Linked DNA regions of Homo sapiens: all the other regions are linked to region 3. The links are chromatin loops, found by intact Hi-C in ENCODE. Cell type or tissue: heart right ventricle. All regions are shown on one strand.

The links. Peaks named below come from ENCODE experiments on the same cell type or tissue, not always from the same donor. Only the 100,000 strongest peaks of a DNase experiment are listed, where the experiment ranks them.
Region 1: it touches region 3 in a loop (5-fold over the local background); 18 of 110 quality-filtered maps call a loop at or near these places.
Region 2: a loop joins it to region 3, with 2.8 times the contacts of the local background. A loop is called at or near these places in 18 of 110 quality-filtered maps.
Region 4: it touches region 3 in a loop (2.4-fold over the local background); 3 of 110 quality-filtered maps call a loop at or near these places.

The regions. Positions count from the first base shown.
Region 1 is chr7:71,730,188-71,738,187 of GRCh38, reverse strand. No RefSeq gene overlaps it. Among named protein-coding and RNA genes, the nearest start is that of MIR3914-1, 430 kb to the right of the region's middle. RefSeq lists an enhancer at 4,736-4,925. In heart right ventricle, CTCF peaks have their summits at 2,038 (motif pointing right), 4,516 and 4,729 (motif pointing right); DNase peaks (open chromatin) are centred at 2,037 and 4,747; H3K4me3 peaks cover 435 bases; H3K27me3 peaks cover 318 bases.
Region 2 is chr7:71,720,585-71,728,584 of GRCh38, reverse strand. No RefSeq gene overlaps it. Among named protein-coding and RNA genes, the nearest start is that of MIR3914-1, 420 kb to the right of the region's middle. In heart right ventricle, no CTCF peak of the experiment used is centred here; no DNase peak of the experiment used is centred here; H3K27me3 peaks cover 592 bases.
Region 3 is chr7:71,234,451-71,242,450 of GRCh38, reverse strand. The region is part of intron 1 of GALNT17 (polypeptide N-acetylgalactosaminyltransferase 17); the gene reads right to left. Among named protein-coding and RNA genes, the nearest start is that of MIR3914-2, 69 kb to the left of the region's middle. RefSeq lists an enhancer at 2,874-3,374. In heart right ventricle, a CTCF peak has its summit at 4,319; DNase peaks (open chromatin) are centred at 4,316 and 5,777; H3K27ac peaks cover 5,938 bases.
Region 4 is chr7:71,630,483-71,638,482 of GRCh38, reverse strand. All of the region lies in intron 6 of GALNT17 (polypeptide N-acetylgalactosaminyltransferase 17), which reads right to left. Among named protein-coding and RNA genes, the nearest start is that of MIR3914-1, 330 kb to the right of the region's middle. In heart right ventricle, no CTCF peak of the experiment used is centred here; no DNase peak of the experiment used is centred here; H3K27ac peaks cover 1,821 bases.

The sequences.
Region 1 (8,000 bases), 500 kb before region 3:
AGCCTTCCCCTGCCTCCGTTGGTTCCTGTGCAGCCCGAGCCTCCCAGACGAGCGCCGCCCCCTGCTCCAGGGCGCCCAGTCCCATCTACCGCCCAAGGGCTGAGGAGTGTGGGCGCACGACACCGGGACTGGCAGGCAGCTCTACCTGCAGCCCTGGTGTGGGATCCACTAGGTGAAGCCAGCTGGGCTCCTGAGTCTGGTGGGGACGTGGAGAACCTTTATGTCTAGCTCAGGGATTGTAAACACACCAATCAGCACCCTGTGTTTAGCTCAAGGTTTGTGAGTGCACCAATCAACACTCTGTATCTAGCTGCTCTGGTGGGGCCTTGGAGAACCTTTATGTCTAGCTCAGGGATTGTAAATACACCAATCGGCACTCTGTATCTAGCTCAGGGATTGTAAACGCGCCAATCAGCGCCCTGTCAAAACAGGCCACTCGGCTCTACCAATCAGCAGGATGTGGGTGGGGCCAGATAAGAGAATAAAAGCTGGCTGCCCGAGCCAGTATTGGCAACCACCTCGGGTCGTCTTCCATAGTGGGGAGTGTTTGTTCTTTTGCTCTTTGCAATAAATTTTGCTACTGTTCACTCTTTGGGTCCACGCTGCTTTTATGAGCTGTTACACTCACCGCGAAGATCTGCAGCTTCACTCCTGAGCCAGCGAGACCAAGGAAGAAACTCCGAACACATCTGAACATCAGAAGGAACAAACTCCAGACGCGCCACCTTAAGAGCTGTAACACTCACCGCGAGGGTCCGCGGCTTCATTCTTGAAGTCAGTGAGACCAAGAACCCACCAATTCCGGACACACTACTGCCTGCATTTCAGAATAGTAACCTCTGTGTGTACTGAGAAACCTTTACAGTCATTGATGCGGGAATGGCCTCAACACTTGACTACTCTCCTTTTACCGGGAATCCCATGAATAACAGAGAAGATAGGTTTTTTTGTTTTGTTTTTGTTTTTTTGAGATTGAGTTTCACTCCTGTCATCCACGCTAGAGTGCAATGGCGCCATCTCTGGCTCACTGCAACCTCTGCCTTTTGGGTTCAAGCAATTCTCCTGCCTCAGCCTCCTAGCTAGCTGGGATTACAGGTGCCCACCACCACACCCAGCCAATTTTTGTATTTTTAGTAGAGATGGGGTTTCACTGTGTTGGTCAGGCTGATCTCAAACTCCTGACCCCAGGTGATCCACCCGCCTCAGCCTCCCAAAGTGCTGGGATTACAGGCATGAACCAACACGCTTGGCCAGAAGAAAGCTTCAAAAAGAAAAGGGGAAAAAAAATCAGTGAGAACCTAGGCAATGAAACCTTCTCCCAGGGCAGCTGTGTTCCTGACTTTGTAAACTTCTGACTTCTGTACCATGGGCCTGAGTGGGGGGAGGCGGGGGGAGGCGGGGGTAGCCTGGGAGAGCAGGGGCTATAGGCAGAATGTCTATCTTATGAATAGGAGAAGGGGAGCTCTGTTGCTTCTGAAGCATCCTGAGGGTGTGGGAGTGGACCTCACTCTAGGGTGGGTGCTCAGAAAAGCTATGTTGAAGAGAATTTGCATGAGTCAGAGTTACGCCAGTAAGGAAGATGTTATTCAAGATGATAGGGGAAGCTAACCCCGACTCTGCTGACACCATGGGCTGGAGGGCTTCTAAGCATAAGCACTGGGGTGCCCTAGTGCAAAAGTCCTGGAGGATGTTGGGGTAAGGTTGCTTGGTGGGATGTGCCAAGTACATTGAGTTGTTCCAGAGTTTGCAAATGTTTTTTTCTGTGATTGGGTCATCTGTGGTTGCTGGGCTCAAGCGATCCTCCTGCCTCATCGCCTCAGCCTCCTGAATAGCTGGGACTACAGGTACGCACCCCCCATGCCTGGCAGTGTTTCTTCAAGTTAATGGTAGAAGAGAAGGGAGGTCGGGGTGAGAGTCAAGAAGCCCATCTAAAGTCCAGTCAAGCTGAGTCTAGGTCAACCGTGTCCTTGCCCCTGAATTCCACAACTTCTGTTTCCTCTTGGAGGATCCTCTCAGTTGTGACACTTTGCCTTTTGCCCACTAGATGGCACTGCTGCAGTGCTTGCTTCAGAAACCTAGGCGATGGGAAACCGTCAGAGACCCAGGCAGGACCTTGGTGGCAAGAAGATTTTAATGCACAAATCTCCTCTACTCAGTGGCTTGTCTCTGGATTTCTCTCTATGGTGTTCATGGGGCCCTGAATGCCATATTTAAACTTAGAGTTTTGCTGAAGCACACAGCCCTGTCGTAAAAGCGATTGTATGCAGATTAGGGTTTCCCTGCTCATGCTTGCCTTTGGGATGTGGGCCACCAGGATTGGCCTTTGCTTGAGTGTCCTGATGGGCAGAGTTAACCAGCTCCTGGATGGCTCATGACCTCAGCGCTCTCGTGATAGCCACAAGAGTTGATCCTTGCTCTGCAACCCAAAGACTTGATCTGTTGTATCTGAAGGATATGACCACAGAGGTGGGCGTTTATTTTATTTTATTTATTTACTTACTGAGACAGAGTCTCACTCTGTTGCCCAGGTTACAGTGCGTTGGTGCAATCCTAGCTCACTGCAGCCTCGAACTCCTGGGCTCAAGCCATCCTCCCACCTCAGCCTCCAGAGTAGCTGGGACTGCAAGTGTACACCACTATGCCCGGCTAATTTTTTTATTTTTGTAGAGATGGAATCTTGCTATGTTGCCCAAGCTGGTCTTGAATGCCTGGCCTCAAGTGATCCTCCCACCTCAGCCTCCCAAAGTGTTGGGATTACAGGTACGTACCTTTGACCCAGTATATGGCAAAATTTGAAGCTTAGAATCAAGAAAGCTGAAAGCAAAGACAAAATGGGAGGGTTCTGTTATCAGGACAGAGTCTAGAAAACCCCCTGCAGAGATTTCGCCAGGGCGTGGCTGAATCACTCTGGAGCACATCCTAGGTGACAAACAGGCTCTCATACCCTCTTCTGACCTGAGCCCCCTCCAGGGACCCAGGTATGAAAGGTGGCTGTGATAACCCAGGAAATGAGCCTGGGATATCGTCAGGTTACCTGGGATAGTTAAGAGGTCTGGGGTGGACAGATGGAATGAGATAAAGTCCCTTGCATGGTATCCAGCATGTAAGGCATTTTGGTTGCTATTCTTTAAAAATGGATTACTGTTACTATTCTTAGTGACCAGGGGATCCATACTTTGAATTGCTACCTGCCTTTAATACTTTTGGGGGTTTCACCTCTGAGGATGGTGTCTGACATCTTGCTGTGCCCTAGCAAGGTAAGATGTGAGCAAGAACGCTACCTCGGCGGCTTCTTTTATTTTTAAAATTTTATTTATTTTTTAAAAATAAAGGCCAGGCACGGTGGCTCACACCTATAATCCCAGCACTTTGGGAGGCCGAGGCGGGTGGATCACAAGGTCAGGAGTTTGAGACCAGCCTGACCAATGTGGTGAAACCCCATCTCTACTAAAAATTCAAAAGTTAGCCAGGCATGGTGGCGCACACCTGTAATCCCAGCTACTCAGGAGGCTGAGGTAGGAGAATCACTTGCACCCGGGAGGCGGAGGCTGCAGTGAGCCGAGGTCGCACTACTGCACTCCAGCCTGGGAGACAGAGTGAGATTCCGTCTCTAAAAATAAAAATAAAAATAAAAATAAAAATAAAAATAGAGATGAGGTCTCGCTATGTTGCCCAGGCTGGTCTCGAACTCCTGGCCTCATGTGATCCTCTCACCTTGGTCTCCCAAAGCTCTGGGATTATAGGCATGAGCCATGGTGCCCAGCCCTCTGCAGCTTAACAAGTTCATGGGACTCATCAGGGCTTCATGTGTAGGATTCAGGGAATCTATGAGCTTGGATGGGAAAATTATTCCCTTTGTTTCGTTTACCTCTAAATGAAAGATAACATTTCCTTTAATTATGAATGTAAACAACAAACCACTGTAGACAAAACAGAACCTGACCTTTTGTCACCAACAGAAATCACAGATTTTTTGTCAAATTATAGGTGCTGCAGAAATCTTGTAATAACATTGATGCTCATACAACTTTGAAATTATAGCGAGTAGACCCATCACTTATGGTCTATTTAATGCATTAATCAAAAGTACATATAGTTCTAATAAAGTATACATTATTTATTTATTTTCTTTCTTTCTTTTTTTTGAAAAGATACAAGTTCTCACTTTGTCTCACAGGCTGGAGTGCAGTGGTGCCATCATAGCTCACAGCAACCTCGAACTCCTGGGCTCAAGTGATCCTCCCACCTCTTGGGTAATATCTTTATAGCAGTGTGAGAAAGGACTAATAACATTTCACAGTCTTAAACTCTAGATTTTTTTTTACAGTGATGCATTTTTTCACTTCAGCCTCCTAGGTAGCTGGGACCACAGGTGGGCCAACATGTCCAGATAATTCTTTTTTTTTTTTTTTTTTTTTTTTAGAGATGGGGTCTTGCTATGTTGCCCAGGCTGATCTGGAACTCCTGGTTTCAAGCCGTCCTCCTGCCTCTGGAAGGCCCCCAAATGCCTGGAGGTACAAGGCCAACCCAGGGCTGGTACCATGCGTCGCAGCACAGGCCAGGTCATAGAAGGGAACGTGTTCGCTAGCTCTGGTCTCCTCTGACCACCCCTCATCCCCATCCGCATCGCTGCTCCGCCGGGGAGAAATCAATGAAGCCTCACAACCCTCCTGCTTTCCTTCATTTCAGGGGAAAGGAAGCAGCGGAATCAAGGCCAGGCGCCAGCAGGGGGCGCTAGAGCATCGGTCTTCAGAGCCCGGCTTCCCAGCTGAGCTCCCGCGCGGGACGTCCAAGGAGCAGACACCTGCTCAGGGCGCCTCCCTCCTCGGGGGGCCTGCGGGTGCTCCAAACACCCGGCCAGACCTAGCCTTGGGCAGCCTAGGCCGCTTCACAGCTTGCTGTCGCTGTATACCTTAAAATTTGCATTCCCTTCAACAGGTTAGGTAGGACATTAGGGGGAAGCCACGACCAGAATGCAGTTCAGATTTCCAGCGGGGGCGCTGCGCCTGCAGGTGCTGGGAGAGCCAGCCCGCACCCCTCCCTTGCAAGACTGGCACTCCCTGTGTCTCCCTCTCCCTCCCTCCCTCCCTCCTTCCCTTGCTCCCTCCCTCCCTCCTTCCCTTGCTCCTTCCCTCCCTCCTTCCCTTGCTCCCTCCCTCCCTCCTTCCCTCCTTCATTTTTCTTCCCTCTTTCCTTCCTACTTTCCTCTCTCCTTCCTTTTCTTTCTCCTTCTCCCTTTTCTTTCTTTTTATCCTTCTTTCCCTCTTTTATCTTTCCTTCCTTCCTCCCTTCCTTCCACTCTCTTTGGCTTTCTCTGTAAATATTTCTCTCTTGTCTCTATTTTTCTAATTCCTTATTTATTTCTCCCTGTCACTCTGTACTTGTTTCTCTGTATCTCTTTATCTCTTTTCATCTCTCCTGTCCCTTTCTGCCTCTTTCTCCTTTTCCCTCTCCCTCTCTCTGTTACACACACACACACACACACACACACTCATGATTTTCTCCTAGGCCTGCAGCTCTTTGAGGCTGGAGGCCAGCCCTGCAGCTCATGAAATCCGGGAATCCGCAGGGATTGCAGTGGGTGGGCAGCCTCTTTAATAATTGCTTCCATAGTCAAATACTGCAGGCCCTTTTGTGACTCCTCCTCCAGGCAGACTCACCACAGGGCACAATGCAGCCTGCATTGTAGGTGGTGGTGTGCAAATCCACAGGTGCTAGCATCTCACAGAACATTCTCCTTCTACCACCAATGACCCGAGTCACCTGGGATAAGGTACTGAACCTCTCTGGGTCTGTTTCCTTGTTTAAATGGGCCTCTCCAAATTAGATTAAATCTTGTATCTAAACAGGGGTCTTGTGAGACTACTATGTGTGGAAGACAGTGTGGGGTTTTTGATTTGTTTTAGTTTGTTTTTTGAGATGGTCTTGCTCTGTCGCACAGGCTGGACTGCAGTGGTGCTATCATGGTTCGCTGCAGCCTGGATTCCCTGGACTCAAGCGGTCCTCCAACCTCAGCCTCCCGAGTAGCTGGGACCACAGGCATACGCCACCACACCTGGCTAATTTTTTGTATTTTTTGTAGAGACGAGGTCTCACTATGTTGTCCAGGCTGGTCTCAAACTCCTAAGTTCAAGCAATCTGCCCACCTTGGCCTCCCAGAGTGCTGGGATTACAGGCGTGAGTCGTCCTGCCCTGCCTGTAGACAGCTTTTGAAATGGCTCCCAGCGACGGCTGCCTCTTGTTGTTCACACCCCTCTATAATCCCCTCCCTTTGCGATGGGCCAAACTGAGAGACTCACTTCTAGCAAAAAGATTATGGCAAAAGTATGGGATTTCACTTCTGAGATTTGGCTACACAAAATTGATTTCCGTCGGGCCAGCTCTTCTCAAAGGTGCTCCTTGCTCACGTGCTTTGATGAAACTGTACTGTCATGAGCTGCCCTACAAAGAGGCCCACATGGTGAGGAACTCAGGCCTCTGGCCTCTGGCCAACAGCCAGTAAAGAACAGAGGGTCTCAGGCCAACTGAATCATCCCAACAATCGTGAATCTTGGAAAGGAATCTTCCCTCAGTTGAGCTTTCAAATGTCTCCAGCTGTACCCGACATCTTAATTGCAGCCTGGGAGAGCCCCTGAAGCAAAGGACTCCCCAAAGCTGCCTTCAGGAGATGACCCCCAGAGACTATGAGGTGATAAATGCTGTTGTTTTAAGTCACTGGATTTTGGGAGAATTTATTATGCAGAAATAGATAACTAACACAATATGTAAAAGATGTTGTGTTATAGCTAGAGCAGGCTAAAGTGCAGTAACAAATAACCCCAGACATGAAATGGCTCAACAAAACAATCCTGGTTTGGTATTCAGGTCAATGAGGAGGGTCTCTTTCATTCAGATATTTAGGGACTTAGATTCCTTCCCCCTTATGGCTCTACCATCCCCTAAGGCCCTGTTGTTTTCTGCATCCAGCCCAGAAGGAGAAAGGGAGCGTGGTCAAGGCAAAGTCACCCCACAAAAGCGCAGCCCCAAAGAGCTACCTGTGATATCTACTCACATTCTTTTGGGGAAAGTTATTATTATTATTATATATTTTTTTGAGATGGAGTCTTGCTGTGTCATCCAGGCTGGAGTGCAGTGGTGAGATCTCGGCTCACTGCAACCTTCACCTCCCAGGTTCAAGTGATTCTCCTGCCTCAGTCTCCCAAGTAGCTGAGATAATAGGTGCACATCACCACACCCAGCTAATTTTTTTGTATTTTTAGTAGAGGTAAGGTTTCACCATGTTGGCCAGGCTGGTCTCAAACTCCTGACCTCAAGTGATCTGCCCACCTAGGCCTCCCAAAGTGCTGGGATTACAGGCATGAGCCACTGTGCCTGGCCTCTCTTGGGGAAAATTATATCGCATGTTTCCACTTACTTTCTAAGGAGATTGAGAGCTATATCTACTGATGGTGGCTCCAATCTTAGAATGCATAGTATAGGCCTAGCCTCAAACTACTCAATATATATTGGCCCTAGGGAGTCTGGCCCTACCTAGGTTCTTCGTCTCCATGTCACCTCTCCTGACACTGAAATTGTCAGGGACTTGTCTACTGAGAAGTTCTTTCCTTTTTCTTTTTCTTTTTCTTTTTCTTTTTTTTTTTTTGAGATGGAGTCTCGCACTGTTGCCTGGGCTGGAGTGCGATGGTGCGATCTTGGCTCACTGCAACCTCCGCCTCCTGGGTTCAAGCAATTCTCCTGCCTCAGCCTCCCAAGTAGCTGGGATTACAGGCACCTGCCACCATGTCCGGCTAATTTTTTATATTTTTTTTAGTAGAGACGGGGTTTCACCATGTTGCCCAGGCTGATCTCAAACTCCTGACCTTGTGATCCACCTACCTCAGCCTCCCAATCCTTTTTTCATCTCGTACGTGGCCCATGTGTCCTCATGCTGCCTAACCACAGCCTGGGAGAATCTTCTCTCCTCTGGCCTGCTTCTACTCAGGCTGTAGATTTGACAGAGT
Region 2 (8,000 bases), 490 kb before region 3:
TAGCTGGGATTACAGGCACATGCCACCACGCCCAGCTAATTTTTGCATGTTTAGTAGAGACAGGGTTTCACCATGTTTGCCAAGCTGAATGATACATCGTTATTAACTGAAGCCTATTGCTTGTTCAGATTTTCGTGAATCCTCATATCCTTTTTTTCAGTTCCAAATCCCATTCAGGATACTACATGACATTTATTTGTCACGTCTCCATAGGTGCCTCTTGGCTAAGAGGTGACATTTTTCTCAAGCTTTTCTTGTTTTTAATGACCTTGATGTTTTAAGGAGTACTGGTCGGATATTTTGTAGGGTGCCCCTGTATTGTAATTTGTCTGATGTTTCTCTCATGATTGAACTGTAGTTATGGATTTTGGGGAGGAAGATTGCAGAGGGGAAGTACAATTTTCATCACATCGCATCAATGGGACATGTTATGGACAAGATTTTTGACAGCTGATGCTGACTTTGATCACCCGGCTAACACAGCGTTTGTCAGCTTTCTCCGCGGTAAACCTTTTTTTCTACCTTTTCATAGGGCATTCTTAGGAAGAAAGCCACTATGTACAGCCCACACTTAAGGAGTGAAGAGCTGTGTTTCCCCTCCTTTACATAAAGTAACTACATAATTTATTTGGAAATCTTCTATATATGAGATTTGCTTCTTCTCAAGAAGAAATTTTGAAACAGCCAAGAGTCTATGATCATTTCTTCTCCGTCTGCTAGACCTAAAATACGCCTGTTGCATTTTCTTGAAACAAAAGACTTGGGAAGGCACATTTGAATTTGCCCATGATTAAATATTAAGTATTTTTTTAAAATAAATAGTGTGTTTTCTTTTCCCCTTTGAGAGTCATCCAGTTAAATAAACTTTGAACTGTCAAGTCTGGTTCTCCTCTCTACAAGTGACATGTAACAAATACAGCTTTCATCTCCCAGCTGCTGTGCACATCTCCTTGAAAAGAAGGCTCTTGGACACTCATTTCTGTCACCTGAGCACACAGCTCACATTCTTATCAGCACTTGGATGCTGGGACAGGGAGCTGTCAGAAGGGTCACCTAAGAACAGTGGGGTCACATAGGCATGGGACTAGCAGTAGCAGTCAAGGCTTGAACCTCTCCAGGCACACAGGGCTCCCTCCCTCCTGAAACCTCCATCCCAGCTTTGGGAGCATGGCTCTGTTAGAAAACAGGTTCTTTCATTGAGTCAAAACCATCGCCTGGCTTCCATCCATTTGGTCCCACTCCCATTCTCTAGGTCATAAAGAACAAATTCATATCTCCCAATGATGTTCTCGTCTGCACACACACCCCCACCATGGCCCACTGATTGTTCAAGGCACTGATGATGATCTGCCCAAGTCAGATTCCCCCCAGCCCAACGCACTTGGTTCTTGATTTCTTCATTGTTAAGATGTGACTTCCAGGCTCATTAACACCCCAGCTGTTCTCCTTTGAGTGGACTTCAAGGTGCCTCCTGGGTTTTCTTTTCTTCTTCTTATTTTTGAGGCAGAGTGGTATGGTTTGGCTCTGTGTCCCCACCCAAATCCCATGTTGAATTGTAATTCTCAATGTTGGGGGAAGAAGCAGGTGGGAGGTGATTGGATCATGGGGGCGGATTTCCCCCTTGCTGTTCTCATGATACTGAGTGAGTTCTGACGAGATCTGGTTGTTTAAAAGTGTGTGGCACTTCCCCCTTCACTGTCTCTCTCTCTTTCCTGCTCCAGTCATGGAAAGACGTGCCTGCTTTTCCTTCACCTTCCACCGTGATTGTAAGTTTCCTGAGGCCTCCCAACCAAGCTTCCTGTAGGTGCATCTGTGAGTCAATATCTTTTCTTCATAAACTACCCAGTCTCGAGTAGTTCTTTACAGCAGTGTGAGAATGGACTAACACACAGGGTCTTGCTCTGTTGCCCAGGCTGGAGTGTAGTAGTGTGATCATAGCTCATTGTAGCCTTGAACTCCTGGGCTCAAGCAATCCTCCTGCCTCAGTCTCTGCAGTACCTGGGACTATATGGCATTCGCCACCATGCCTGGGTAATTTTTAAATTTTTTGTAGAGAAAGGGTCTTGCTATGTTGCCTCAAACTCCTGGTCTCAAACTCCTGGCCTCAAGTGGTCCTCCCACCCTGGCCTCTAAAGGTGCTAGAACTACACGCATGAGCCACACACCAGGACTTTATCCTGGATTTTCTACCCTAAGACCCCATAGGCTTCTTATGGAAACTGCTGACTCATTGATGCAACTTAAATAAAGCCTATCTCATTTTATATCAGATGCTCGCTCAGCCCTAGCTCCTCTAGTTTGCATTAGTACAGCTGGTTTATTTATTTATTATTATTATTATTTTTTGAGACGGAGTCTTGCTCTGTCGCCCAGGCTGGAGTGCAGTGGCACGATCTCTGCCCACTGCAAGCTCCGCCTCCTGGGTTCACACCATTCTCCTGCCTCAGCCTCCCGAGTTGCTGGGACTACAGGCCCCCGCCACCACGCCTGGCTAATTTTTTGTATTTTTAGTAGAGATGGGTTTCACCGTGTTAGCCAGGATAGTCTCCATCTCCTGAACTCGTGATCCGCCCACCTCAGCCTCCCAAAGTACTGGGATTACAGGCGTGAGCCACCGCGCCCGGCCTAGTACAGCTGGTTTTGATGACGAAAATGCAGGAACTCAAAGTTATTCCATTAAAGGTAATTGTGTCCTGACCCTGTTGCGTATCATGTATGTATATGAGGTTGTATGCATCTACACGCAAGTCTTAGCGGGAAAGGAGGTTCAGAATGACGTAAAACCGTAGTTTAAATCTCTCCGGGTGGTAGGATTATTGATGCTATTTTATTTCCATTATTACTTACCTGAACTATCATTTTTTCTTGAATGAACTTCTTAATTATTTTGCAATTTACCAAAAAACTTTTTAATCTCACGTGAGTCAGACTATTTTCTCAGCCTACGGAGGACTCTCTGAGCTATTTCAGGGAGAACTCGTCACTCTTTGAGAATCCTTAAAGTGCACATTTGTTGGCACTTTAAGGTGAAAGACAGACGCAGAAGTGTGACAGGAGGTTGGAGGTTGAGACAGCACTTGGCTGTTGTAAAGCAGTTGTTTTTTCCTTTGGAATGAAGCTCCTCCCAGGGCCTGAGTGCATGTGCGCGCACGCGCGCGCGCGCGCACACACACACACACACACACACACACACACCAATGAATCTCTGCTCCTTTAGCATTTAAGGGTCCACAGCAATGTATCTAGACATATTCCTGCAGATCCTCACTCCCCTCCTCCTCTCTCATCTAAGGTTTTCATGTTAGAACAGGGACAGCAAAGCAAAGTCACATGGCAGGCAGTATAGCCTAGTGGTACCGAACAAGAGATTTTTCTTTAAGGTAAAGACAGGGTCTTGCTATGTTGCCCAGGCTGGTCTTGAACTCCTGGCCTCAACTGACCTTTTTGCCTTGGCCTCCCAAAGTGCTGGGATGACAGGCATGAGCCACCATGCCCAGCCCAGAACAAGAGATCTGAGTGAGATAGACTGAGGTCTGAAACCCAAACCTGCCAGGTACAGACTATGTGATATTGAGACAGGTTATTAATCTCCCTGAGTTTCAGTGTTCCCATCTATAAAGAGAAAATGATAGCACCTGCCCATAAGCTTGCTGGGAGGATGAAAAGAGAAGGTGCTTATAAAAAACTATGCAGGCCGGGTGTGGTGGCTCATGCCTGTAATCCCAGAAGTTTGGGAGGCTGAGGCAGGTGGATCACAAGGTCAAGGGATGGAGACCATCCAAGCCAACATGGTGAAACCCCCTCTCTACTAAAAATACAAAAAAAAAAAAAAAAAAAAATTAGCCAGGTGTGGTGGCACGCGCCTGTTAGTCCCAGGTACTCAGGAGGCTGAGGCAGGAGAATCGCTTGAACCTGGGAGGCAGAGGTTGCAGTGAGCCGAGATCACACCACTGCACTCCAGCCTGGGTGACAGAGCAAAACTCTGTTTAAAAAAAACAAAAACAAAAAACCCTTTGCATAGTGCCTGGCACATAGGAAGTGCTCAAATCATGGTGGTACTTATGGTTAACAGTGACAATTATCCTTTTCTGCCCTCCTCACTGGGCACCATGCTTGAATCTACCCTATCAGAAAATATCCCCAGGCAATGCAGTTAACAGCAGCCTGATAAATCAGCATACCCACAAGATAAATCCAGGGAAAGCAATAAAAACAAAACAAACAAAACAATCCCAAACAAAACCAAAAGCCTTCCCTGTATTTGAGAGAAATAGTCACCTTCCCCATCTGGTCTCTGGTGCTCAACTTCTTCACCCCTCTGGGAAATTCTTTTAAAAAGCAGATATCTTAAAACAAAGCAAAACAATAACACAACAGCAAGTTCTTCCCAAGACACCAATGGAAAGCAGTGGCTATGTCCTCCGTAAAGATCGAGGGGCTTTCTTCCAGGAAGCTGTTATCACTCATACTTATCTCACAGCAGTCAAGAGTAAGGCACGAGTTTGGATGACACCTCTGGGATATTGTCACATGCACTGGGGGAGCTCGGAAGAGCACGGAGGGTCGTCATGGATGGTTGCATACAGGTTCTTCATAACAGTGTGAGAACAGACTAATCCACAGGGTGTTGCTCTGGGGCCCAGGCTGGAGTACAGTGGTGTGATCATAGCTCACTGCAGCCTTGACCTCCTGGGCTCAGGCGATCCTCCTGCCTCAGTCTCTGGAGGCTGGCAGGGCGGATGGGAATCAGGAGTCTCTGGTTTTCTTTCTTCCCAACCTCTTGCAGGTTTCCTTTGCTTTGTCACTGTGCCTTCGGCTGGTTACCGATTAGAACCTCACGCAAACTCTCCAGAAAGAAAAACAGCTTCTTTCCAGGGGCCAGTGCCAGATTCTACCCTCTAAATGAATTGTGAGGTTGGGCGTGGCGGCTCATGCCTGTAATCCCAACACTTTGGGAGGCTGAGGCAGGAGGATGGCTTGAAGCCAGGAGTTCAAGACCAATCTGGACAGCACGGTAAGACCCTGTCTCTACGAAAAATTTAAAAATTATTCAGGCATGGTGGTGTGTGTCTGTAGTCCCAGCTGCTCCAAAGACTAAGGCAGGAGGATTGCTTGATCCCAGCAGTTCAAGGCTGCAGTGAGCTATGATTGTGCCATTGCATTCTAGCCTGGGCAACAGAGCAAGACCCCATCTCTGAAAAATAAAATAAAATAAAATAATTATGGTAATGGCTTTGATAAGTACTTAGAACCCCATTAATTTGGGCACATTTATAGTAGGTTGGGTCTGAGCTTTTGGGGGCAAAGGGAATTTGAATTATAAAACAGTGGTAATATCAGCGCAGTCTCAGGGTACACCTGAACTGGAACTTTCCTCTAGTTCCCACATGAGCCCCAGGCGGAGAACACTCTTCAATGAAGTGGGTACAAATAGCAGACAGATAGGATCCATCCCAAGGGAGGCCTCTGAAGCACTGAGAAGACACACAGGTAAATAGCTTTTTAAAAAAATTTTTCATTTTCTGAGCCTTATTTATATGAGCAAATGTTTAGGCATATGTTAAACTCAAGTATCACAAATTCTGAATCAAAGAGGTTGCATCTTGTATCGAAGCAGAGAAATCAAGAGGTGTAGCCTCTGGCACCAGAAGTTTGGTTTGGTGCCTTGGGCTAGGACTGGAGATTTCATTCTTTGTGTATTTTCAAGGGCAAAATGCCTGGGGAATAACTGAAAAACTGAGCAGCCTATATCTTCCTTTTTTTATCTTCATGGTGGGATTACAAGTGCTCCGCTTCATAACTAACCAGTGGCTGTGCCGCAGGCCTCTGTAGAAATCTCAATACCCAAAGCTCATGCTGTTGCCCAGGGCCTATTGCAACTGTCCCACCAAAAGCTTTACCTTTTTCTGCCTTTCCAAGTGGCACAGTGAAGGAGAGCCCACACTCTCAGGACTGGAGGAGCAGATATAATATTAGCTACCAATGAACTATGTATTCAGGAAAAAGATTAGTACAATCGATATAGATGAAGTCCACCAAGTATCCCTATACCTCACTCTGACCATGCTTTCCAATGTCCTACCCAACAAACTGTGAGATTTTATTCTTGATACAGTCTGGATATTTGCCTCCTCCAAATCTCATGTTGAAATGTGATCCCCAGAGTTGGAGGTGGAGCCTGGTTGGGAGGTGTTTTGGTCCTAGCTTGGGTAATGAGTGAGTTCTTGCTGTATTTATTCCTGTGAGAGCTGGTGGTTTAAAAGAGCCTAGAACCTCCTCCTCTGTCTCTTGCCTTCTCTCTCTCTCACAAGGTGATCTCTGCACACATCAGCTCCCCTTCACCTTCCCCCATGAGTGGAAGCAGCCCACAGCCTTAACCAGACCAGATGCTGGCACCATGCTTCTTATGCAGCCAGCAGAACCATAAGCCAAATAAACCTCACTTCTTTATAAAAGCACCCAGCCTCAGGTTTTCCATAACAGCAACTCAAATGGACTAAGACAGTTCTTTTCCCCACAAGGTAAGATAGGAAGAAAAGCAAGAGTTAGAAACACCCACTCTGTGGGTAATTTTTTCTCTTAGAGATAAGAGCTGCAGTTGGTTTGTTGGTAGCACCTCCTTATCAAACTTCTCAACAAGATAAAAGGACGTGTGTGTAATGGAAAGTGACTCAACCTGTGCTTCTCCAACTAGGGATTTGCAGGCATCTAGGCAGCCTCTGACTTTCGCATGTACAAGATGTCTGTAAGATTTTCAAAGTTTTTTTGTCTTTATTTTGGTGATTATCGGAAAATTAGGTCAGGTGCAGTAGCTCACCCCTGTAATCCCAGCACTTTGGGAGGCCGAGATGGGCCATTCACTTGCAGTCAGGAGTTTAAGACCAGCCTGGCCAACATGGTGAAACCCCATCTCTATTAAAAATACAAAAATTAGCCAGGTGTGGTGGCACACACCTGTAGCCCCAGCTACTCAGGAGGCTGAGGCAGGAGAATCGCTTGAACCCAGGAGGCAGAGGTTGCAGTGAGCTTAGATCATGCCACTGCCCTCCAGCCTGGAAGACAGAGTGAGACCCTGTCTCTAAAAAAAAAATTAATATGAGCATCTTCTGCATTACCTGGATGGCCCAGATGAGTACTGAACGTGGCTTTAGTTCATGTGTTTGTGTGCCAACAGCCCTGGGGCTAAGTTGTTCTACGGGAATTGTCATAAAAAGAAGAAGAGAGTGGTGTAAAAGCAAGAAGAGAGTGGTGGTTTTTTTTTTGTTATTGTTGTTTTGTCAAGACGGAGTTTCCTTCTTGTTGCCCAGGCCAGGCTGGAGTGCAGTGGCACAGTCTCGGTTCATTGCAACCTCCGCCTCAGCCTTCCAAGTAGCTGAGATTACAGGTCCTCACCATCACGCCCAGCTAACTTTTGTATTTTTAGTAGAAATGGGGTTTCACCATGTTGCCCAGGCTGGTCTTGAACTCCTGACCTCAGGTGATCCACTCACCTTGGCCTCCCAAAGTGCTAGGATTACAAGCATGAGCCACTGCACCTGGCCGAGGGTGGAGATTTTAATAGAAATGTGTTTGTTGCTCAGGAAAGCTGCTAGAATATAAATTCCCAGAGAGCAGGATTTCTATCCTCTTTGCTTACTAATTTACTACACCCTAGAGAGACGGTAGGTGCTCAATAAATATGGGGTAAATGAATGGTGAGTAAACATTTCCAAAATACTCCAGAGTACAGGAAACTAGAGGGAGAATCAGGTTATCATGAGGCACAGAAGAACCTCTGCTGGTTCAGTTGGTTCCACATTCACATCTGAAGCAGCAACGATTCCATTTCGGTGAGTGACAGTGCCACCAGGTTAAATGAATACTGTTAACTGAAATTTTATCTACTTTGTTGGTTTGTTCATATCGACTTGTAAATTTATTCTTATATTATAGCTGCAACAGACCTATGAGTAGAAGCCATTTTATGTTTACACATATTTGAGAAACACTATAGTAAAAAA
Region 3 (8,000 bases):
TAAAAATACAAAAAATTAGCCGGGCGTGGTGGTAGGCGCCTGTAGTCCCAGCTACTCGGGAGGCTGAAGCAGGAGAATGCGTGAACCCAGGAGGCGGAGTTTGCAGTGAGCTGAGATGGCGCCACTGCACTCCAGCCTGGGCGACAGAGTGAGACTCTGTCTCAAAAAAAAAAAAAAAGAAAAAGAAAAAGAAAAAAAAAAAAAAAGAAATGTGATCCCTAATGGCAGAGGTGGGCCAAGTGGAAGGTGTTTGGGTTTTGGAGACAGATCCCTCATGAATGGCTTGGTGCCCTCCTCATTGAATTGAGCAAGTTCTTGCTCCACTAGTTCACAAGAAAGCTGGTTGTTTAAAAGGGTCTGGCACCACCTTCTCTCTCTCTCTTGCTCCCTCTCAACATGTGACATGCAGGCTGCCCTTCCTCTTCAGCCATGAGTGGAAGTTTCCTGAGGTCCTCACCACAAGCAGATGCTGGCACCATGCTTCTTGTACAATCTGCAGAACCATGAGCCAAATAAGCCTCTTTGCTTTGTAAATTACCAACCCTCGGGTATTCTTTTTTTTGGGATAAGGTCTCATCCTGTCACCTAGGCAGGGGTGCAGGGGCGTGATCATGGCTCACTGCAGCCTAGAACTCCTGGGCTCAAGCAATCCTCCTGCCTCAGCCTCCCAAGCTGCTGGGACTACAGGTTCACATCACCATACCTGGCTAATTTTTTAAATTTTTTGTACAGACAAGGTCTCCCTATGTTGTCCAAGCTGGTTGGGAACTCCTGGCTTCAAGCAATCCTCCTGCCTCAGCCTCTCAAAATGCTGGGATTACAGGCATGAGACACTGCACCCAGCCTCAGGTATTCCTTTATGGCAACACAAACAGACTAAGAGGAAAGGGAAGAGTAAAGCATGCTCCTTGCCTTTAAGAGCAAAATTGGAAATGGAACGTGGCACTTTGGTTCACATCCCTGTTCTTTGGTTTATATCTCCTTAGAGGAAAGGATCTACTCACCTCCAGGCGACCACAATGCAAGAGAAGCTGGGAAGTATCATTCTTCTCTGGGTGGCCACATGTCCAGCTAAAAAGCCTATCTCTAGGGAGGGTGAAGTGGACAAACAGCAATCTTTTTCACAAAGGGGGAAGGATACAACAGAAGTTGATGTTTATCCCCAGGGAGCTTACTTACCCAAACAACTCTACCATCAGGGCCCTTACCAGATCCGCCAAACCAGGGAGGAGAGAAAGAGTGAGAAAGGTATCAAGTAATCCAAGGGCATTCGTCTCCTTGAAAATTTTTAACTTTAGAATATTCCAAGTATGATGGCAAAACAAGCCACTTTCAAAGAACTTACAGAGAACATCATCATAAACACAGCAAGCTCAGAGCCAGAGCAACAGAACTATCTGATCCCCAAAATGCTGCCATTTCCATTCCCAATATCAAAGACATGGAATCAACCTAGGTGCCCATCAACAGTGGACTGGATAAAGAAAATGTAGTACGAGTGGCTCACACCTGTAATCCCAGCACTTTGGGAGGAAGAGGCAGGCGGATCACGAGGTCAGGAGATCGAGACCATCCTGGCTAACACGGTGAAACTCCGTCTCTACTAAAAATACAAAAAATTAGCCAGGCGAGGTGGCGGGCGCCTGTAGTCCCAGCAACTCGGGAGGCTGAGGCAGGAGAATGGCGTGAACCCGGGGGGCGGAGCCTGCAGTGAGCCGAGATCGCACCACTGCACTCCAGCCTGGGCGACAGCGAGACTCCATCTCAAAAAAAAGGAAAAAAAGAAAAAAGAAAATATGGTACGTATACGCCATGGAATACTAGACAGGCATAAAAAAGAACAAAACCATGGCCTTTGCGGCAACCTGGATGCAGCTGGAGGCCATTATCTTAAGAGAATTAATGCAGACACAGAAAACCAAATACTGCATGTTCTCACTTATAAGTGGGATCTAAACAATGGGTACCTATGGACTTAACAGGTGAGAACAACAGACACTGGGGACTCCAAATAGAGGGAGACAAGAAGGGAAGTGAGTGTTGAAAAACTACCTACTGGATACTGTGCTACCTAGGTGATGAGTTCACCTGAAGCCCAAACCTCAGCATCATGCAATAAACCGTTGTAACAAACCTGCACATGTACCCCTTGAATCCAAAATAAAAACTGAAATTAAAAACAACGAAAAAATACATTTGATATCTGAGATTATATCTCATCTAAATACAATTGACAATTCTCCGGTCTCGGCTGAGACAGGCATGCATCTCTGTCTACTTCTGTCTTCTCCCCAGGCTGTGAAGTAGCTACTAGGTAAGGATCCAAAAGAGTTAGGCAAGCTTTTAACGTTCCACCCTCTAAGGGAAAACGTGGGAAATGTCACTTCTGTGTAACTGTGAGGCATTCTTTTATTTCAATATGTCCAAAGTCTCTTAAAACACCCAAATGTAAGAAAACTGAGTTTTAACTCCCAGTGACTCAAATGTAATATAGGACAGAAATGACAGCTTATTTTTAATAAGCTCTGCAAACAACCACTTCCCCTTACTCTGAAGTCACTTATCACTTTATTCTTGAAGAATAACAATGTAAAACTCATTTTTCTAGCCACACTCAGCATTTCCTAAATGGATGGCTTAAATTTCAGAGTGTGAGCTAGTAAAGTTATTTTTAAACCTGTTTTCCAGAGCCTCGTCACATGTCCCAGCTTGTCTGTGTCCCTACTTTGGGGCCTGGAGTGAAAAACAATCCCAAGCTCTGCTCAGCTGTGCCGTTTCAGAGATCCAGCCCTGCTTCGTGAAATCAGAAGCCTTGGGGTTAAAGCATCACTGGCCCTTCTAGATACTGCTGTCATGCAGGAACCTCTCAGAAGAAAAGAGAAAGGGCTTTGACATTAGATCTCTCTTGCTGCATAACAAATTACCCCAACTGAGTCATGAACACAGTATTTTTTTATTTCATTTATTTATTTCTTTTTCAAGACAGGGTGTCTCTCTGTTGTCTAGGCTGGGGTGCAGTAGCACAATCATAGCTCACTGCAGCCTTGAATTCCTGGGCTCAAGTGATCCTTTTGCCTCAGTCCCCAGGTAGCTGGGACTACAGGCATGTACCACCATGCCCAGCTAATTTTTATTTATTTTTTTTTGGGGGGGGGTACAGACAGGGTCTCACCATGTTGCCAAGGCTGGTCTTGAACTCCTGGCCCTAAGTAATCCTCCCACCTCAGCCTCCCAAAGCATTGGAATTATAGGCATGAGCCACTGTGCCCAGCCCAAACAATATTTACTATCCCAGAGTTTCTATGGGTGGGAAATTTGGGCATAGCATAGCTTGGTGCCTCTGACTCAAGGTGTCTCATTAGATTGCAATGGGACTGTCGGCTGGGGCTGCAGGCTCATCTCTAGGCTTGACTGGGGACAAGGGGGAATTCTCCTCCAGATTCACTCACACGGTTGCTGACAGGCCTCAAGCCCTTGCCATGTGGCTTATCTACAAGGGGACCTCACGGTGTGGCAGCTGAGTTCTCCCAGGTGAGTGACATGAGAGACGGAGAGAGGGCACACCCTAAGATAGAAGCCACAGTCTTATTATAACCTAATTTCAGAAGTGGCACACATGGTCTCTGCTGCATTGTAGTTATTAGAATGAGTCAATAGGTCCCACCCACATTCCAGGGGAGAGGATTAACAAGGGTATAAATGCTGGAGACCCCCACGGGGCCACCAGACAGGCTGCTGACTACAACCTCCTTGTGGTATGAATGGGTGTTTAACCGCACACAGAGAGAGGCACCATTTCATTATCCCACTTGGAAGCCAGAACACACACAGAATCCCAGTCATTCACAGGGCTGGCGAGACCTTCATTTCCCCACCTTTCAATATTTAGCCCATCATTTATAATAAATACTGAACACAGACCAGGTGCAGTGGGGTGATGGCTCATGCCTGTAACCCCAACACTTTGGGAGGCTGAGGCAGGAGGATCACTTGAGCCCATAAGTTGAAGGGTGCAGTGAGTTATGGTCACACCACTGCACTCCAGCCTGGGAGACAGAGTGAGACCATGTCTCTCTAAATAAATAAATAAATTCCGAATGCAGCTAGATGCAAATGTGAAAGGCTTCTGGGAGAGACCTCTTTCCCAACCCCTCACCTTCCCTGCCTCCCACCCTGGAACCAGAGTCCCCTCCATGCCTGAAATACTGCAAAAGAAAGTAACTGCTCTTGGCTCAGTTCCTCTGGGGCTCTCTCCTACAGTTCTGCCTGCTCAGAGAGAGAGTGTGGCTGCTCTGCCCTCTGCCTTATGGAATGTGCTCTGTGCCACAGGGGAGCTGCCCAGCTCTGGCTCTGTTTGCTGAATACATTAAATAGTGGAGTGGATTAGTGGGAGACTCACTGTGGCCATGGATCTAAGCCACGCCCTTAAGCACAGCTTCTCTCAATAAATAAAGTGGATATTTTTCACTCCATTGGTCAGATTCCCGTGTTTATTTCTCAAGTGATTTCAAACTCAGCAAGGATAGAAACGGGTGCCCCCTAACGCATCCCCATCACACACAAAGATCTAGTCCACCAGTCCACACTCCTATTTGAAAAGTGAGTAAACTGAGGCATTAAGAGGCAGTGGGGTGATGGGAAAACATCCCCAAAAAGTTCCAAAACTCTTATTTAGCCACTAATTATTTATTAAGCCCCTGGCTGTGTGCTAAGCTCTGTGCTGGGGCTGGCTATTTTCCGTTTACTTGTTTGTTTGTTTGGTTTTTGAGAAAGGGTATCACTCTGTCACCCATGCTGGAGTGCCATAGCCTGATTATAACTCGCAGTAGCCTCAAGCTCCTGGGCTCAAGCAGTCCTCCCATGTCAGCCTCCTGAGTAGCTGGGACTACAGGCGTACACAATTATGCCCTGTTTTTTCTTTTTTTTTTTTTTTTTTTTTCAGAGATGGGATCTTACTATGTTGGCCAAGTTGGTCTCAGACTCCTGGCCTCAAGCGATCTGCCTTGGCCTCCCAAAGCGCTGGGATTACAAGCATGAGCCACCACATCTACCCAGGGCTGGCCCTTATTCCAGACATCTTCCTGTTCCGTCCCAGGCAAATGACTACACCCCTCTGAGCCCCAATTCTCTCATCTTGAAAATGGGGATCAAGTGAAATGGTGCATATAAAGTTCACACCTACAGTAAACAGTCAACAAATGTCAGCTACTCCCCCGAACTTGCCGGGGGAATGCCTACTTGCATTACATACGGAGACAATAAAGCTATTTTTCAAAGGCAATTTAAAGAAGGAGGCGATCTGCCTATGATTGGATGAATGGGGGTATTTCAGTTCCACTCCCGTGGTTTTTGACCCTACCTCCCACTCTCTGGACCCCCAAAAAAGAATGTGGCAGCGTGTTTGTGCATTGTCAGGGAGCCACGAGATTCCCTGGGTGTTCTGGCAGGCGATGCATGAGATTTTGCCAGGGCAGTAACAAACCAAGACAAAGAACTTAGGCATCTCCCTCAAGGACACTCAGTGAGCGTGGAGCACAGACAAAAATAGAGCAGAGGATGGATCATTCCCTTCCCCGTCCTGGCTTTCTTTTCTTCTCTCTCTCTAATGGCTTAGATTATTATTTTCTCCCAGCACGACCATCAGCTATTAGAGCAGGTGCAGTTTTTGTAAACACCCCGCAGAAGTGCTGCGAGGGAGGTCAAGGGCAGGTGCCCCCGCCGAGGGCTGGCCTGGATTCCATGTTTCTGGTTCTTGTTGCTATTGTTCGGTTGCATCAGCACACAGCCTGGAGGTTGCATCCTGCGATCCAGGAGTGTTTGGCAGCAGAGGGAACACCAGCCCGTCCCTCCCAGGTGGGACAGATGACAGCAAGTCTAAGGCAAAGCAATGTATTCCCCATCTTATAGAAAAAGATAACAAGGCACCCCTATAGGCAGCCAATTATGCAGGCACCCAGGATGTGTAGTTTGCAGAGCCCTGGAGAAAAACGCCCTAAGCAGGAGACTAGGCCCGTCCAACAGTGAGGCTGTGAGGACAATGGTATTGCTGAAACCTACAGCCAGTGGCCTTGACAAAGCAGTTTGCTTTCTGGTGCAGCAAGTTTCAGTTTGGTCTTTGGAGCTCAGTTTTACACCATTGAAAATTAAAATACCCTGAGATAGGGTAGCAATGAAGCCCTCAGCCGCCCCTTACACCTCAGTGTAAGTGAGTTTGTCAGCTCTTTTCCTAAGAGAGTAGATTTTTATTTTTTTTTTTATTTAATTTTTTTGAGACAGAGTCTCACTCTGTCTACCCAGGCTGAAGTGCAGTGGCGCGATCTCAGCTCACTGCAACCTCCACCTCCTGGGTTCAAGCAATTCTCCTGCTTTAGCCTCCCAAGTAGCTGGGATTACAGGTGCCTGCCACCACGCCCGGCTAATTTTTGTGTTTTTAACAGAGACAGGGTTTCTACCATGTTGGTTAGCCTGGTCTCGAACTCCTGACCTCAGGTGATCCACCCGCCTCAGCATGCCAAAGTGCTGGGATTAAAGGCGTAAGCCACTGTGCCTGACCAAGAGCAGACTTTTAAATGGCACAGGAGATGCAAATCCAAGGACACTGGGAACCAGATGGAAGGAAGAAGGAGTGGAGCTTGTCCCCATGAAGAAGGAGTGGAGCTTGAGGAGAAGGGCACCCCCTTCCTCATGCTTCCCGGTGCTGGAGCTGGGGGAACCCAGGCCACAGGCTAGACTAAATAGAAGTTTGCTTTCGTTTGGTGCAAGACCCATTACTTTCCATCACTGGGAGCCTGAATGCGGTGCTGGGAGATTGATAAAAGCCTGACTTTTCAGTAAATCTGGAGAAAAATATCTGATGACGTTTTATTTTGTTCTTCTGTATTTTCTGGTCTTATGGAAACTAATTCTGTACAACAGCGGTTCCATCAAAGCCTTTCTTTTCTTCTCTCCCTCCCCCTTGCAACACTGGACAAAGATTTCTCATTTCATACGTCATTTATTCCAGCAGTAATTCTATCCGAGTCACTCCAGGTCCTTCGCAAACAAAAACAGCAAAATGAAATTCGGTGGCAGTATTAAGATGACGGTTGCGGGTGATGCAGCCTTCTGTGCAATAAAGTCACAAACCCTGGGCAGAGGGTCTGATTCTCAACCACGGGCAACACCTAAAACGAACAGACCAAATTTTTTTTTTTTTTTTCCGAGATGGAGTGTTGCTCTGTCACCCAGGCTGGAGTGCAATGGCGCAATCTTGGCTCACTGCAACCTCTGCCTCCCGGGTTCAAGTGATTCTCCTGCCTCAGCCTCCCGAGTAGCTGGGACTACAGGCGCACGATGCCACACCCAGCTGATTTTTTGTATTTTAGTAGAGACAGAGTTTCACTGTGTTGCCCAGGCTGGTCTCAAACTCCTGAGCTCAGGCAATCTGCCCGCCTCAGCCTCCCAAAGTGCTAGGATTACAGGCATGAGCCACCGCGCCCCGCTGAACAGACCGAACTTTTTATCCTTAAGATCAAAATCAAACCTCCAGCGTCCTCTGCATAGGCAGGAGACCCAACAGTCACTATGCAGGAGGAGACAAGGTACAAAAAGGCACTTAGACACCCAGGCCACCTGGCAACACAGAACAAATCTCCAGTCCCCAAATTCAGGAGTCAGCATCCCTAATATGGAAACCTGCTTGAACAGTGGAAATAACGCATCTGGTTCAGCACTGTGGTTTATCTTGCTAGAAAGTTCCATGTCAACATGGTTCATTATGACCACGGATGAAAGCAAGCTCTGTTCCAGGACAGGCAGCTCAGTTTGTAGTGGGTGCAGTTTAGTTTCCCTCCATTCACCCTACCCCTTCCCTCCTCCTTGGTTTGTACTTCAAGGTTAAATGCAATGGGTCGGGAGCGGTGGCTCACATCTCTAATCTTAACACTTTGGGAGGCCGAAGTGGGCTGATCACCTGAGCTCAGCAGTTCAAGACCAGCCTGGGCAACACAGTGAAACCCTGT
Region 4 (8,000 bases), 400 kb before region 3:
GAGGGACAGCCTCTTTTCTTCATCTACCACTCTAAGACTTGATATTAGTGTCAGAGGGATTTGAACCAGAGCAACTCCATCTTGAATAGGGGATGGGTAAGATAAAGCTGAGACCTACTGGGCTGCATTCCCAGGAGGCTAGGTGTTCTTAGTGACAGGATGAGATAGGAGGTTGGCACAAGATACAGGTCATAAAGACCTTGCAGATAAAACAGTTGCGGTAAAGAAGCTGGCCAAGATCCACCAAAACCAAGATGGTGATGAGAGTGACCTCTGGTCTTCCTCAAGGCTCACTATATGCTAATTATAATGCATTAGCATGCTAAAAGACACTCCCACCAATGCCATAACAGTTTACAAATGCCACAGCAATGTCAGGAAGTTACCCTCTATGGTGTAAAAAGGGGAGGAACCCTCGGTTCTGGGCATTGCCCACTCCTTTCCTGGAAAACTCATGAATAACTCACCTCTTGTTTAGCATATCATCAAGAAATAACCATAAACATGGGCAACCAGCAGCCTTTGGGACTGCTCTGCCTATGGAGTAGCCATCCTTTTAACCCTTTACTTTCTTAATAAACTTGCTTTCACTTAACTCTATGGCTTGCCCTGAATTCTTTCTTGCGCAAGATCCAGGAACCGTCTCTTGGCCTCTGGATCGGGACCCCTTTCCAGCAATATTAGCACTGCTCACTTCACCAGATGGAGCAGATGGTCTGACATGCTGGCTGAGCACAGCGACAGCGTACAGGAGATCCCAGCCTGTGACTCATCTACCAAGTCAGTGCTGAGCTATGTCCCAAACTCCCTATCTCGACTGACCCTCACCCTCCCTGGCAAGCCCCTGTTCCCATGGTTCCATCCTGGCCCCATTTGGGACATCTCACTCTGACCTCAGGCTTCTGTTCTTCTGGTTCTCTCATTCACTTACTCCCACTAAACCTATTTGGAGGGAAGCCCTCAGGCTACTTGATGGCTAAAAAAAAAAAAAAATGGCCAGGTGCGGTGGCTCACGCCTGTAATCCCAGCACTTTGGGAGGCCGAGGCAGGTGGATCACGAGGTCAGGAGATCAAGACCAGAAAAATTCTGGCCAACATGGTGAAATCCTGTCTCTACTAAAATACAAAAAATTAGCCGGACATGGTGGCTGTGCCTGTAGTCCCAGCTACTTGGGAGGCTGAGGCAGGGGAATCACTTGAACCTGGGAGATGGAGGTTGCAGTGAGCCGAGATCGCGTCACTGCACTCCAGCCTGGCAACAGAGCAAGACTCTGTCTCAAAAATAAATAAATAAATAAAAATAAATAATAACAACAACAAAGTAATGAGAGCTAGCATGTAACTGTGTTTTCAGCACTTTACATTTATTAACTCCTTGTTAATTCGATCACGTAATAACATGATGAGTTATGTGCTACTGTGCTGCCCATTTTACAGATGAAGAAACTGAGGCACAGAGAGTTAAAGAAAAAATAGCTCTAAGTCATCCGACTCCATCCCAGGTTGAGCTGGGATTTGAATCCTGGCCATCTGCAGACACTACTCCTCTATTTTTGCTATGCATTTCTCTTCTTTTCGTCCCCAGCTTACAGTCTGTTCTCCATCACTTCCACACCCTCTTACTGTTTTACCTCTTGTACCACTGACCTATCACTGCACTCACATGGCAAAACCACAACCTGGGATTGAACCAACCACCTGCATTTTCTGGACCAATATCCCAACGACTGAATAAGACTGGAGAAAAATGTACAGGCACACAGAGTTGTCACTATCAATGTATGTCCTCAAACCTAAACTGGTCACTTGATACAGCCAGAGAAGCCTGCTAAGTCTACCCGGAAAACTCCTTCTTGGGTCTTCACTGCAGCTATTTCAGTCTTCCCTGTTCTCAGATCTCCAACCACTTCTCACTTTCAGCTGATGACGTCGCCTGCTATTTACTGGAGCAAACGGAAACCACCCAGTGGGAAGTCACTCAGTCCTCTGTTGCCAAACCAGTTTGCCTCCACCTGAACCAGATTCCCACCTACCCTCCTGTTACAGGGGAGATGTGGCCCTTCCCCTATGTGTTGGATCTGTCCATCCTCCTTCCTTGGGAGCCTATCCCACCTGTCCCCACTGCCTCTTCCCAAGTCCACCATCTTCCCCAGAGAACTGCAGTGTTCTAATAGTCTCCCTGTGTCCCCCACTCCCTGCTTCTAGCTATGAGCCACATCTCTTCTGCAGCAAGATTTTAAAGCACAGAGTATAGTGAACAACAATGTATTGCACATTTCAAAATAGCTAGAAGAAAGAACTTGAAATGTACCCAATACATAGAAAAGATAAATACTCAGATGATGGATATACCCCAAATGGCCTGACTTGATCATTATGTCAGAGGCGTTTGAACCAGAGTGACTCCATCTTGAATAGGGGCTGGGTAAAATAAGGCTGAGACCCACTGGGCTGCCTTCCCAGGAGGTTGAGGCATTCTTAGTCACAGGATGAGACAGGAGGTTGGCACAAGATACAGGTCATGAAGACCTTGCTGATAAAACAGGCTGCAGTAAAGAAGCTGGCCAAAACACACCAAAACCAAGATGGTGACGAGAGTGACCTCTGGTCGTCCTCACTGCTACACTCCCACCAGCGCCATGACAGTTTACAAATGCCATGGCAACGTCAGGAAGTTACCCTATATGGTCTAAAAAGGGGAGGCATGAATAATCCACCTCTTGTTTAGCATATCATCAAGAAATAACCATAAAAATGGGCAACCAGCAGCCCTGCCTATGGAGTAACCATTCTTTATTCCTTTAATAAACTTGCTTTCACTTTACTCTATGGACTCGCCCTGAATTCTTTCTTTCATGAGATCCAAGAACCTTCTCTTGGGGTCTGGATCAGGACCCCTTTCTGGTAACAATTACACATTCTATGCAGGTAACAAAATTTCCCATGTACCCCATAAATACATACAAATATAATGTGTAAACAAAAATGAAATTCTAAGGCCCCTCAACCATCCGAATGTACTTCCTCCTTAGCCACGGCTATTTTAAAATTTAACCCGAGAGACTGTTTCAGGCCATGATGGGAAGTGGGGGTCAGACAGGCCTCATGATATCTCTCCAGCATTAACATCAATACAGACTTTAAGTCTAGTAAGAAACATTTTACAACCTCTTTTCTCTAAAGCCTAGTACCTAAAAGCTTCCTCTGCAAATAAGAACTTCGGTCTCCATAATCGTTTATCTGAACCTGGGCATTCCTCTTTTTTTTTTTTTTTTTGAGACGGAGTCTCACTCTGTCACCCAGGCTGGAGTGCAGTAGCGAGATCTCGGCTCACTGCAACCTCTGCCTCCCGGGTTCAAGCAATTCTCCTGCCTCAGCCTCCTGAGTAGCTGGGATTACAGGCGCCTGCCACCATGCCCAGCTAATTTATGTACTTTTAGTAGAGACGGGGTTTCACTGTGTTGGCCAGGCTGGTCTTGAACTCCTGACCTCATGATCCACCCGCCTCAGCCTCCCAAAGTGCTGGGATTACAAGCGTGAGTCACCATGCCCGGCTGGCATTCCTTTTTATGGATCCCAGGTCTTCAGATAAACTCAGCCAATTGTCAATCAGCAAAATTTTTAATCGACCTATAAGCTGGAAACCCCCTGCTTCGAGTTGTCCAGCCTTTCTGGACCAAACCAATGTATTTCTTTTTTTCTTTTTCTTTTTTCTTTTTTTTTTTTTTTGAGATGGAGTCTCGCTCCGTCGCCCAGGCTGGAGTGCAGTAGTACCATCTCGGCTCACTGCAACCTCCGCCTCCCAGGTTCAAGCAATTCTCCTGGCTCAGCCTCCTGTGCAGCTGGGACTACAGGTACTGGCCACCACACATGGCTAATTTCTGTATTTTTAATAGAGACGGAGTTTTACCATGTTGGTCAGGCTGGTCTCGAGGTCCTGACCTCAGGTGATCTGCCCGCCTCAGCCTCCCGAAGTTCTGGGATTACAGGCGTGAGCCACCGTGCCTGGCTTATATTTCTTAAATGTATTTGATTGATGTCTCATGTCTCCCTAAAATGCATAAAACCAAGCTGCGCCCCAACCACCTTGGGCACAAGTTCCCAGGACTTCCTGAGGGCTGTGTCCCAGGCGATGGTCACTCACATTCGGCTCAGAATAAATCTCTTCAAATATTTTACAGAGTTTGACTCTTTTTGTCAACAAACGGACCCCCCAAAAGTGCAAATCTGACCATGGCACTCCCCATCTTCAGTGGCTCCACACGGCCCTTAGGAGGTCTAAATTCTACCAATTGCACATGGACAGAAAGATGGAAGTAATAGACACTGGAGACTCCAAAAAGGGGGAGGGAAGGAGGGGGCTGAGGGTTGCAAGATTACCTGTCGAATACAATGTACAATATTTGAGAGATGTCACTGCCCGAGGGGTTCTTCCTGCCCACTGCATAAAGAAAGACCACAGTATTGTAGTAGAGAGAGTTTAATAGACAGGAGGCCAGTCACACCATGTGTGTGGGCATGGGCTGGGCCCTTGGGCCCTCCACCCAAGCTCCCCAACCCCCTTTGTCTCTGCCTTGCCCGGGGCTGGCTCCCTTCTCAATGCTTGATGTCGCTGAGCACATGACTTCAAACTGAAAGCAAAAAAATGTGCTTTTTCCTTTGGACCCTACCTGCAAATGCCAATTACGCCTTGGATTTGCCAGCAGCTGGTAGGAATGAGTGAGAGGCTTGTCTCTGAGATGACTCATTTCCTCTCTGGTATTTGCAAGGAAGCAAGGAATGAGCAACCAGAAACAGAGCTTCAAGAACAAATTCCACCCTACAAATGCTGCGAGGATCCTCTCGGGGCCCTCAGAGGGCAATGAGGCATGTTATATGAAGATTAGCAGAGAGAACAGAAATCCCCTACATAAATAAATAAATAATGAGCCGGTAAATACTGACAGCCGCATTCATTTCCTCGGCCACATTTCCCTTTAACACTCCCTGCCTGGTAAAAGAAGTTTGCTTCTGAATAAGGACTTCGGGAGAATCCTCCCCAAGCCATCAGCCGACAGGAGAGCTATCCCGGCCCCCAGGACAAACTGCGTAGCCTCAGTCTGCCCCTTTGCAGGGGGTCAGGTTAGGCAGGCCATGATTTGAAGCCCCATCCTATGATTTTATGATGCAAACTCCCCACATTGCACTAGAGTGTTCCATATTGGGAAACCTTCCCAACCCACAGCCGGGCTGTGCCTGGGACATGGCGAGTGAGAATGGCAGGGACTATGTTTTCTTCACTGACACCTTCCCAGTGCCATTCTCTGTGAACCACATTTAAGCACCCCCTAGAACTAAATAATCAATAATCAACCTTCTTTTTTTTTTTTTTTTTTTTTTGAGACAGAGTCTCACTCTGTCGCCCAGGCTGGAGTGCAGTGGTGCGATGTCGGCTCACTGCAACCTCCCACTCCCGGGTTCAAGCGATTCTCATGCCTCAGCTTCCCAAGTAGCTGGGATTACAGGCGTGTGCCACCATGCCCAGCTAGTTTTTGTATTTTTAGTAGAGACAGGGTTTTGCTATGTTGGCCATGCTGATCTCGACCTCCTGGCCTCAAGTGATTCACCCACCTCAGCCTCCCAAATTGCTGGGATTACAGGCATGAACCACCATGCCTGGCCAAGATAAATAGTATTTTGATGCAATGTTTAATAAATCAAAAATCATGCAGAAAATCCACGGTGAGCAAAATGTCAGAAGTTGAAATAAAGACAGGTTCCCCGGGCTCACAATCCTCCCCCTGGTCTGGGCCCTGAGAGAAGGAGTTTCCACCAGCCCTTCTCACTTGCTACATTCTGGTTGTATTTTCCATCCATGTCTAGCGTGGTCCCAGATTCTCTCCTCATCCTTGTCCCCAACACACACAGACCCACAGATGCATTAGATGTATTCAGCTCGGCTGAAAGTGCTTGTGCTTTTGAGCTTGGTCGTAGATATCACTCTACTCACCCAAGTCAGAACAGGGCCCCTCATGGACACTCTCACCCCATCAGAGCACCTACTGCCTTCTCCTTTCTTTGAGGGCTAGGGCTGGATCTTGTGTAATATTCGAACCCCAACACCGGGCAATGGGAATCCCATCCATATCACAGGAATGAATGCATGCATGGACAACCTGAAATAGGGCAGGCAGATCCCAGTGCTCCCGGCACCCGGCAGGTGGTCCCCCAGGGCCTTGCTTCCAGGGACAAAAGCTCACAGTGGAAAAGCAGCCTGCTCCACAGTGGAAAAGCTTGGCCGGACACAAGGCTGTTCCTTATCTTGAGCCTTAATGGTCCTTGTAAGAGCATCTTTTCAGGTATCTGAAGAAAGGGCTCTCTCAGCCCCAGTCTTTTTTCTTTTTCTTTTTTTTTTTAGACTAAACATCTTCAGGTCCTTTAAAGCCTTCTTTAAAGGGCTGGATGCAGTGGCTCACACCTGTCATCCCAGCATTTTGGGTGAACAAGGCCAGAGAATTGCTTGAGGCCAGGAGTTTGAGACCAGCCTGGGCAACAGAGCAAGACCCCTGTCTCTACACACACAAAAAAAGAATAACTCAGCTGGGCGAGTTAACCCATTCAAATGCTAATCTCTTCTGAAAACACCAGCACAGACACGTGCAGAATTAATATTTAATCCGGGCACCCTGCGACCAGTGAAATTTACCTATGAAATTAACCATCCCAATATTGCACCTCAGCTCAAAACCCTCCCATGGCTCCCATTCTACTCAGAGTACACACCAAGATCTACATGACGGCAAATGGTTCATCCTCCTCCTTCCTTCCCTTATCTCCTCTCACTCTCACCTTTGCTGATGCCACTCCGGCCACAGTGGCCTCCTTGCTCTTCCTCAACTGGACCAAGCTTGTTCTTGTTGAAGGGCTGTTGAATTTCCCATCCTTCCCACATGGAATATTCTTCCTCCAGAAGCCCACAAGACTTGTTCCCTTACTTCATTCAGATTTACTACTGAGTCTGGGCATGGTGGCTCACACCTAATCCCAGTGCTTTGGGAGGCCAATAAGGGATGATAGCTGAAGCCCAGGAATTCCAGACCAGCCTGGGCAACATAGTGAGACCTCTCTACAAAATATTAAAAATTAGCTGGGTGTGGTCATGCATGTCCATCAGTACCAGCTACTCAGGAGGTAGAAATGGGAGGATCGCTTGAGCCCAGGAGGTTGAGGCTACAGTGAGCTATGATCATACCACTGCACTCCAGCCTGGGCAACAGGGCAATTGTCTCAAGAAAAAAAAAAAAAGTAAAAATAAAAATAAAAGATTTACTACTTAAACACTTCCTTACACCACAATGTTCCCTGGCTACAGAATGCAAAACAATCTCCCCTCTCCCTTCCAATCTCTCTCTCCTTTCTCCAAATTATGTATTTATTTGCTCATTGTCCACTGCAACAGGCAGGAATTGTATCTGTTCTGTTCCTTCCTGCATTCCCAGGGCCAGAATAGGGCCTGGTACCCAGTAAGTGCTCATTGAACAACTGAATGAATAAACGAATTGAAGTACCTGTACCCTAATTTATCAGCATCAACACATACTATTCTTGGGTAGTATTCTAACGACGTGGCCTATCTCAAATTTGCTTATTTTCTTTAAATCTGAAATGGCACTTCTCCCTTGGGTCCTCAATATCAAGCTCCATGATTTCCGGATTGCACTGGAAGATCCAAACACTTTGTCCTGGCTGTTTTCAGCTCTTGCTGAATTCAGTCTCTGGCCTGCCTTTCAGTATGAGGTGCCCTGGTATTTTTAGAAGAGCACTTCTCATGTGTTTGTGAGGGCCAATTACACCAGCTGCCTCTCTGGGTATGTTTCCATTTGCTGGCTGATTTTTACATTCCATGCAAACATTGATGAGATTGTCCACTAAATGGGTATCAATCCTAACAAGCATCAATGAAATTCCGGTTCTGAGTGTCCTTGGCCACCATAGCTACCCGGTGAAACTCATTAGGGTCC